Linked DNA regions of Homo sapiens: region 2 is linked to region 1. A link is a contact called in ENCODE Hi-C or POLR2A ChIA-PET data. All regions are on one chromosome and are shown on one strand. The core of a region is the stretch at or near the end of the contact, and the rest is flanking DNA. Distances in the headings are between cores, read along the strand shown.

Region 1 (4,797 bases), core at 499-2,998:
CGCCACCTAAGCTTAGCTTTAAAACACAGAGTATCTTCAGGTAGAAAAGGCTATAGGAGAATGTGCCCAAATGGAGTTTGGCTGGAGACAAAGAATAAAGACTAGAAAGAACAATTACCCTAGGCCAGACATGGTGTTGGACGGGGCAAGATGCTTACTACTTAAAGCCATAGAACACTGTTTGCTGGACACAATGAGTGGAATATAGAACAATGCAACTATTTTAACACTTTACCCCTCTTAGTGGTTTATTAGTTAATTTTTTCCTGAAAAAAAAAATGCGTATACTACTTTTTCTGCACTTTTCTATATCAGATCTTGATTTAAAACTTTACCACTCTTGGTGATTTATTATTAGTTTTTTTAATCCGAAGAAAACATGTGTATACTCCTTTTTCTGCATTTTTCTATATCAGATCTTGATTGGCTCACCACCATTACACACACACACATCTCTTTTCTCCCATCCTCCCAGCGTTATAGAATCATTTGTTGTAAAATCAGTATTCAGTATTTACATAATTATGACTGACTTTACATGACTACTATTATTCACAGTTGAGGTATACCGTGTATACAGTGTAGTTTTTAAATTTTTATTTTTCTCAGCGTTCAAAATTATATGTTCTGTTTTCTTAATTTTGAAAAATATGCATTCACTAATTTATCCCCACACTCTTTGGAAAATGAAAGCTCTCTAGGCTGTATTCAAATACACCAGGTACTCTATCAATTTTCATTTTTTAAACTATTCTACCTGAGCTCTCCATCTTTAGCCATTTCCTGTTGACTTCATACTGTTCTCCCCTACCACTCTCCCTCTTTAATATATTACCGTTTTAGAAACTTTATGGCTACCCTGTAAGTAATAAAAATGTCTTTCCCCACTCAACAACAGACAGTACCTTTCAAGTTTCCACTTTATAAGGACATAACCCCCATTCCATTTACTTCCCCCGCCCTCCTTCAACATTCCCACTTGTATTTTCCGGCTGTATTTTTAAAACATGGTAAATAACATTTGCACTCCACTTTGTAACCATAATTAAGTATGCCCTTAAACAATAAAAACCATAAACAACATTTGTATTTTACGATTATTTAAATGTTATTCACTGAACAGCCAAGCTTTGTGCTACTATGGGATTTCGTTTTCTGCGGTTCCAAGTCTTGATCCACGTCCTGCCACAGGATCACTGAAGTAGAGCCCATTTTCTTACACTCTCGCCATTAGTTCAAAAGCTTGCAGCATTTTATGTCTGGTACTTGGAGGATGATTTTCCTGTACAGTTTTGCGTTTTTTTCACCGAAAATTTCTGATTATTATTGTTTTCTCTTGTGGGATGAAATATGTACCTTCTATATCACAGCCTTAATACCTTCAGCTTCTTATTCATTGAAATCTTGCTTACAATCCAGTCCGAGGATTCCCGGTTTACTGATTTTCTTTTTCCTGCAAATTTTAGCCTTCTGTTTTGTTTTGAAATAATGCATCCTCTGCGCTTTGTCACATTCTGAAATTCGTCAGGTGTTTTAGGATGCACACTTTCTTAGATGTTTTCGAGGGTCTTAACTGCAGTTCTGTTTCCGGAACAGCGTATTCTCTTTCTAGGGATTGTAGGCTCCCGGCCGCCCCCTGAGGAGCTCCGCTAGCAGCTAAGAGGGCAGCCACGAAGAGCGCCTGAGCACTCTCGCGAGACTGTGGGGCTCGCCATTGGCTGCTCCGCCGCGCCGCAACGGACCCTGGGAGTCGGCCATCATGCTGGCCCCGGAGGCCGTTAGCTTAGTCATGGCTCTAAATATGTACCTGCAATCGGATGTTGAGGATCACCGAGCCCGCGACGTAGAAGTACGGGAAGTTCATGCGCAGCTGCCAGGCCAGCTCGAAGAAGGCGAGCAGGGTGCGGGAGAGCCCCTTGCAGAAGACGCCGTACGAGGTGGGTGTCGCGGCGGGGCTTGAGGCCCTGACGGCCAAGGAGGACGGAGCCGCCGCGGGGGCCATGAGCCAGGTGTCGCCGCCCGCCCAGCGTCTGTAGCGAGGGTTGCCGCAGGGCCCGCGGACCTCCTAGCGACGGCTGGGACCGGCAGGACGGTAAGCAAAGCGGCTCCCGGGCTCACACCCAAGCTTGCCGCTGCCGCCGCTCGGTGCAGTGCGGCGCGTAGCCCCGGGCGCCGCTGGCGCTCCGCCCCTTCCTGTCTGCTTCTCACTGTGGCATTTACCATTTAGAGCTCAACTGATGGTAGGTGGCTCTGGAATAGGATGTGTTATATAGCATGTACGAACATCCATGCAGATAGTTCCACTTTAAAATGAAAAAATCTAAGCGAGATGTAACTTGCCGTAGGGCACAAAATTTGTAAGGGCCAAAGCTAGATTAAAACTTTAGTTTGTCTGCTGTGTTATGTGGGATGTTAGGAATCTTACCCTTTTGATTTCATAATATTAATATTAGGGCAAGATGATTCCTACGCCAATAAAAGCACAAGGTCTCTGTATTCATAATATACCATAGACATAAAAAGGATCACAATCTTAGTCTTTGGATTTTTCTATTTATTAGGAATATTTAAATTGCAAGTGACAGGAATGATAAACATTCAAGCAAAAAACTAGTGGACACACACGCGTATATACATAAGGACATACATACAAAATTATATTCCCAGCCATGTAAACCCTTAAAAAGTTCAGATTAGCTGTGGAAGCTTCAGCCATTTCTGCATGGAGATGCATCTGTGAAACCTGTGGCTAGGCTCCAAGAGCTGGAATACTACTCTGTACTTCCAAACTCTTTTTTTGTTGTTGTTTTTGAGACGGGAGTCTCGCTCTGTCGCCCAGGCTGGAGTGCAGTGGCGCGATCTCGGCTCACTGCAAGCTCCGCCTCCCGGGTTCACGCCATTCTCCTGCCTCAGCCTCCTGAGTAGCTGGGACTACAGGCGCCCGCCACCATGCCCGGCTAATTTTTTGTATTTTTTGGTAGAGATGGGGTTTCACCGTGTTAGCCAGGATGGTCTCGATCTCCTGACCTCGTGATCTGCCCGCCTCAGCCTCCCAAAGTGCTGGGATTACAGGCGTGAGCCACAGCGCCCGGCCTGTACTTCCAAACTCTTAATACCATTAGAGTAACAGCACAGTGAATCTCTAATAGCCACAATACTTTTGTTATTTAAATGGTGCACATTTCATTACCTTCACTTATCTCCCATTTTAACTAGAAAGCACTGTATTTTTTAATCGCACACACCGTCTTCATTCATGGATTATTCAAATGTGTGATTTCTGATCATGACCTTAAGGTTACAGTCTTGTTCTGAAAAGCATTGTTGAGATACCACACATCGCACCGTGCACTGCATGTCTAGCAGCTATTCAGAGCACAAGTACGGTACCCTAGAGTACCTCTGTTTCTATATAGTCTACTGATTATATGACTGGTAGAAATAACGTGCCACTGATAAATTTGTAAAAATTAATTTTGTGTTCCCAGCTAGTATTCTTTTGCTACTTTGCTGCTCCAGTACCACTCCAGCGAGGTAGCACTTAGAGGAATTACTTATGACAACTTCTAAAATACTGGTATAGAGACTGAAGAGCGATGTAAAATAAATGATCAATTCTGAGAACTGGGAGAAGATATATAGTTTCAGTTCACACATATAATTTACTCCCTTTGAAAACTGAAAGACTAATACACAGAGCCATTCAGAGTCACAGGAGTCATTACGTCCTGGATTTTTCATTTCCAAATATGTAAAGCTATGTGGACTCATTCTGTCTTCTATTCCTCTTTTGTGCCACCCTTTACGCCCTACTTGCTCCGTTTCTGGGTAACTCCATGAAAACCTTATCTTCCACCCTGAGACCGTGGGGAAAATAGCAGCCACCCACTGATAACATGGCCAGATTGAGGGCCTATTCCAATGGGACGGGAATAGGCAAAGAACAGTCACAAAGCTCCAAATCCTACTCCTTAATGCTCTAGAGCTGAAGAAAGATTTCCTTCTTTCCACCTGAGAGTGGGATAGGAGCAATAATTTAGGTGGTTGTAGTTTTTATCTGCCCCTTGATGTTTAGATTTGAATGCCTAATCCACACTTCTTTTGCTGAGGGTGATATTAGGAGAATTCATGATTAGAGTATTCATGATTGGAAATGGCTTGATTGTACAAATTAGAAAATTCATGATTGGAAATGGCTTGATTGTACAGATTAACTGCATTGACTGGCTTGGGCATTGGAAGCTTCCTTTAACTGACTTTTCATCAGGTTAGCCAGCTCCAGAATTTAACAGCTGTGTTTAATACTGCTTAATATTTTTATACTTATGTTCACACCACACCATTAACTTGTGCTAATGCCAAACTAGAAAAAAAGTACGTTTCCTTTTGGACACTGATCAGTACTCAACCCTTTGGTTTGCTATCTGCCTGATAATTTTTGGAGGTGGGGGTGGTTCACAATAGCTAATTTTTCTCAGCCATTTTTCCTTTGGATAAAGTGTAGAATTAATTATGTGAATATTATGATTCTGATGGAGTCCTTGGTTTATTAACATTCCATTGGGAAATAAATGATTTTGGAGTCGTAATCTTTCTTATTTTCTTTTTATCATGTACTGTTTTTCAGCTTTTATAGCAGATTTGATTCACTTTATGGTAAACAGCCTGCTGGGCATGATGCTTTTCCAGATAGTAGGAGCCTTCTGCCTTTCTGATCACTCTGATTCTGATTCTTGGGAAGAGCAAGCTGAGTCAGACCTCACTGATAATGCTGTGGAAGATTAGATTCTTGATATG
Region 2 (4,931 bases), core at 2,011-4,510, 810 kb after region 1:
CAGCAGTTAAAATTATTTTTTCTTTGTAAATAGTCTCATGAACATGCAAAGTGGCAGAAACATATCTGGAATATGTGTAAATATTTGTCTTTTGGTCTTTGGCTAGCCAGAGAGCTCTTGTCAGAGCTATTAGTTCTGCTTTCTAAGCAGAAGTTTTTGTAGGCAAAGACTGCACCTCTACTACTGAATCCAAAGTCACCACTGCATACCCAGCTTGGCGGACTCCGTTTAGTATGAAACTGCTTCCATTAGTAAAATATTCAATGTCCAGGTCCCTGAGGGATGTATCTGTCAAATCTCTCTGGCTTAAGAACACTTCATCTATCACATTTACACAGCAACGAAGGGGGTCTCCTGGCACTGACTCGATGAGGAGCAAGGTAGCCGGGTTTAGGGTATTCACCATCTCTAAAGTCAGTTTATTAGCTTCTTGTGCCAGTAGGGCAGTAGCAGCTAGTGCTTTAAAACAAGGAGGCCATCCAAGTGCCACAGAATCTAACTGCCTGGATAAGTGTGTCACTGGGCAATGCCATGACCTTATGGCTTGAGTTAGAATCTTTATGGCCTCCCTTTCACTTGTGGACATTCAAGAAGATAAGCTTAGTTAGTTAGATCTGGCAGTCCTAAAGCTGGGATCTGAGTCAAGGCTTCTTTGATTTTTTGAAAAGCCTTCTTCTGGTTGGCCTCCTAGAGGAGGAGTCCTTCTTTCCTCCTCTTTGTGGCTTTGTATAATGGCTTAGCCACAAGCAAGAAATTTGGGATCTAAATGCGGAAGAACTTTGCTGCCCTTAGGAACTCTGTTATTCGACGCCAGGTGGTTGGAGTAGGAAGTGCACAAACAGCCTGCTTTTGTTCACTACTAAGCCATCTTTCCTCTTGGCTTATGTAAAAGCTTAAGTACTGGACACTTTTCGAGCAGATCTGAGCTTTTTTCTGACCCTTTATATCCTGCCTTTCACAGCAGTCTTGGGTTTCTCCTGGGTGCAGTAGCCCTTGGCCAGTGGTTTTTTCATACCATGGCCTTGACCATTCTCCTTATTCTTTTGACATTTATCCTTCTAGTGTCCTTTTCTTTTGCACCATGTACATTAATCTCTCTCTAGCCTTGGCTGGCTTTCAAATTGCTGTCCAGACTAGCCTTTTCCACAACTGCATTCACACCCGCATCTATGCCTCCTTGCAAAGCCAGCCTCTCTTCCCATAAGGGCTGCTGCTTGTAAATAAGCCTTTATTAAGCCTCCAATCAGCTTTCTTCTTTGCCTCCTGGTCTCAGTTAATGTACACCTTGGTAGCCACTTTAATAAGCTGAGTAGCATTCACACCTACGGAGCTTCTAACTTCTGCAATTTATGCCTGATATCTCCTTGGGCCTGCCTTACAAATGCCGTATTTACTATTCACTGATTTTCAGCAGCCTCGGGGTTAAACAGAGTGTACAAGCAAAATGCCTATAAAACTGGCTGGTGCTTTTATCTGCACCATGGAGCACTTCTGAGATTTTTTTATATTGGTTGCCTTTTCCTTTTAACATCCTTTAGCCTTTGTAAAAGTGCTTCTCGGCACTTTTGTAGGTGCTGAAGCTGGACTGCATCGTCTGGGTCCTAGTGGGGGTCTGCTTGTCCTCTTAAGAGGCAGAAGCATAACTTGGGCATGACTTGACCTGAGACGGCCTGCCTACCTTTTTGAGCCTTTCGTTTTAACTTCCTGGAGCTCCGATTTCTCCTTCTCAGGTGAGAGTGGGAGCATGTATCTGTTTGAACTTACCTCCTTAGGGGCAATTAGCCTTGGTAAGGGGGGATAGATTGGAATATAGGTAGGAAGGATCTCTATTCCATCCTGTGATTCTTGCAAAACTGGTTTTCTCTTTCCTGAGACTCTTTTTTTTTTTTGGTCTGCATAGCTTCCAGGGCAGCTGACTTTCACTTTCACTTTTGGATCGGTGGTGCTAGAAGCCTCTGTGACTTTCCCTTTAACTCCGTAGCTGCCAGCACAGTTGGTTTATCTCGGCGTGAGCTGCGAGCATTCTACAATAAACTGCTAGGCAGGGCTGCGTACATTTAGCCATGAGTCAATATAAAGACTAGGTCTGAATGCCCTGGCTGTCCTCCGACCCTAGTCACCACCTTAAAACACACGGCCAATTTCTCTACAGTGCCTTCGGCCAGCCATCTGACACTAAAAGAGGGCTATTGTAATTCACAGTATGTCTTTAACTTTTGAACATCCAGTTTCATCCCACAATCACCTCTAAATCCTTTCTTTAAAATTTTTATCATGCACTCCAAAGGAGTTGGTTTTGACGCTTTCCCTCCCATTTCCTCCCTTGCGGCACACTCTCACTCTCACTCTCACTTTCACTCTCAGGTCCAGCAGACCCGGTCCTATTACAGGAGTTTCGGACACTGCTTAGCCAGGAAGGTGTCTTCCCCTGTCACAGCCTGCTACAGCTGCAAAGCTCGTCCTATCAGCTGTATGCAATGTCCTAGGTCTGATTTCCCCCCACACTCGCCTCAGAGCACACAGCCCGTGCTAAGGGATCTGTGCCTCCCCACGTCACTCCCTGCATTGGCCTCTCCCGAGACCATCGCTTTCACACACTTTCACACACCTTCCTTGCCCCAGGATTCCTCATTGGACGAAATGAGCCTCTCTCATGTCCCGGGTGAGTCTAGTTAGGCTCCCACTTTCACACACATACACCACTCCTACTGCAGGAGTCCTCATCGGATGGAATGAGCCTCTCTCATGACCTGGGTGAGCCTAGTTAGGCTCCCATATTCACACACATACACACACCACTCCCAGTTCCTGTCTCCAGATCCAGTGAACCACTTTCACTTTGTTAGTGGGGACATAAGCTTCATCCAAATTGGCAGGCCACTCCTGCTGCCCCCAGCCACTCTGGGTTGGATTAGTGGTCAGTCCCTGGGAGGTGATCAAGCTCCCCTTTGTCCCTATGGGACGGGCTTTCCTGCCTTGGGCCTATACTCCTTACCACAGTTCCTGAAGTGCTGGTATCGTCCTGCAGCCCCATCCTCGGTTCCATTGCGCTGCCAGGCAGGGTGCTGGGACGTGGGGAGAGCTGGTCTATATATCCGGGTGAAGCTCAGCTGTGGCACACCTTGGATGCCGGGTCTCTCCTGGCCCCGGGGACCTAGTATCGCAGGCAAAGGGGACAGTAAATCTGTCATCTCCAATCCTGATGAGCCCCCAGAAATGTATCGGGATATATAAGGAATCAGAGAGACCAAGGGATTGAGGAGGATATTTATTATTTAGGTGCACTGGTCCACTTGGATTAACATCCAAAGGACTGAGCCCCAAACAAAGAGTCAAGTTACCTTTTAAGCATTTCGTGGGTGGGGGAAGATTTGTGCAGGGGGAAGCGTATAACAGAAGCAAGAAACAAAGACAGTTATTCAATTGAGACATACATGACATCATTTCTTTTCAAGGAAAAACATGTTTTATGACTTGAGTTTATCTGTCTAGTGACCTTGCAGCTGCACAGCTAGAGAAATAGGGTCTTCATAATGCCTGGGAAAGGGAGAGATAAGGCTCACTAGCCACAGAAAACAGGCAGTTAATTTTTAAAGGACTCCGGCTCTTTCTCTTCCTCAGGGGGGAATTGGGTTTTCTTATATACAACTGAGTTTTTGCTTACACATTCTGTAATTTATTTTAATTCCTGTTCCATGCCAGCCACCTATGCTGCTGTTTTCCCCCTCCTTCCCCTTTCCCTAGGGAAGGGACTGGTGGCAGTGGGGCTATTCTTTCTTCCCCCAAGAAGAAAGGAAAGGGGGGTTCTGAATATTTTTCTTACTACTGGGAGTTTGTGTGAGGTTCAACGCCCCCCTCCCATGGGGATTCCTCACCTCTTTCTGAGGTTCAACCCGCCTCATGGGGATTTCTCACCTCTTTCTGAGGTTCAACACCCCTTCTATGGGGATTTCTCACCTATTTTTAACCTCCAAGACATCCCGACTAAGGAATAATCTACTGACCCTGCAGTTTCTCTCTCCTTGGTACGTCCTAACTAAGGAATGCTTTACCGTCCTGTGGCTTTTTTTTTTTTTTTTTTTTTAGTCCCGATCACCAAGGAAATACTTTATTGGCTCCCACAGCTTCTTCTTTCTTGGCCTGTGCACAAAGTTGTCGCCACAGTATGTGAGGATCCTTTAAGCTAGGTTGCTGGCCAGTTTCTTTTTTTTTTTTTTCTCTCTGTGTTGCTGAGAGTCTGGGTTTATTTGTCTCAATTTGTCATTCCTGAGGGCCCCTTCAATGAGGTAGGGGAGTGCACTCCCTCATGAGAGAGGACTGGAGACCACCCCTGGAGGAGAATGTATCCCCATACAGACTGCCACCAAATTGTTTGAAATGCTTGTTCCCCAGTGCCATAAAAAAATAGCACTTGAACATAGATTTATTTAGTGTGGCCATTTTTTTTTTTTACTTCCTGCAGAAAGGGTATACTCATCAGCAGTTTTGCCACGAGTGTACACCAAACAAAGGAGACAGCATCATTTATAACCTGCCGCATCCACCCTACTGCTGTATCCAGTTTCCATTGACTGGAACAGGACCTCACATTCTGTATTTGTCCCGACTGGCTAGCAATTTAGAACTTTTTAAAAGAGGCAAAGGTAGAGGAGAACAAAGGAAGGAGGAAGTAACTTGTGGAATGCTGAGAAAGGTAAAAACACTTTTAAATAAGGAAGAGGAACAGGCTATGACCTAATGCTTGCTTGGACCAGTATAAGCATGCCAGGGCAAATATTTAGGAGCACAGGTCTTTGAATAAATTTTGCTTCTAAGAGAAGTTACTATTTATTCCTAATTAGTTAGGGAGGAAAGTCTTTGAAGAGCAACCTCTACTTTACTTTTTACAGAATAAATGCAGGCAAAAAGAACATAAACTTTGCCATGGGCAG

What was found. Hi-C counts contacts between places; a loop is a spot of excess contacts on that map. ChIA-PET counts read pairs that join two places held with the same protein, here RNA polymerase II (POLR2A). Pooled maps may share reads with other maps.
Region 2: a loop to region 1 is called in a map of B cell, with 14 times the contacts of the local background. The contact joins the promoter of KLRK1-AS1 here to the promoter of PRH1-TAS2R14 in region 1. A Hi-C loop is called at or near these places in 6 of 168 maps with a recorded cell type or tissue (B cell, CD4-positive, alpha-beta T cell, ascending aorta and 2 more), 2 of 37 single-sample maps with no recorded cell type and 19 of 50 pooled maps. POLR2A ChIA-PET finds 5 or more read pairs at or near these places in 5 of 52 experiments (CD4-positive, alpha-beta T cell, MCF 10A, activated CD4-positive, alpha-beta T cell and 2 more).

What each region holds. Positions count from the first base shown.
Region 1 is chr12:11,168,562-11,173,358 of GRCh38, reverse strand. It overlaps PRH1-TAS2R14 (PRH1-TAS2R14 readthrough), which reads left to right and starts at 1,748. Exons shown (of 5, transcript NM_001316893.2): 1 at 1,748-1,937. SMIM10L1 (small integral membrane protein 10 like 1) reads right to left here and starts at 2,165. Exons shown (of 1, transcript NM_001271592.2): 1 at 1-2,165. The coding sequence starts at 2,002. The coding sequence ends at 1,796. It overlaps PRH1-PRR4 (PRH1-PRR4 readthrough), which reads left to right and starts at 1,734. Exons shown (of 10, transcript NR_037918.2): 1 at 1,734-1,937. It also overlaps a transcript of PRH1 not described here.
Region 2 is chr12:10,362,098-10,367,028 of GRCh38, reverse strand. It overlaps KLRK1-AS1 (KLRK1 antisense RNA 1), which reads right to left and starts at 3,260. Exons shown (of 4, transcript NR_120430.1): 1 at 2,996-3,260. RefSeq lists enhancers at 2,210-2,279, 2,740-2,789.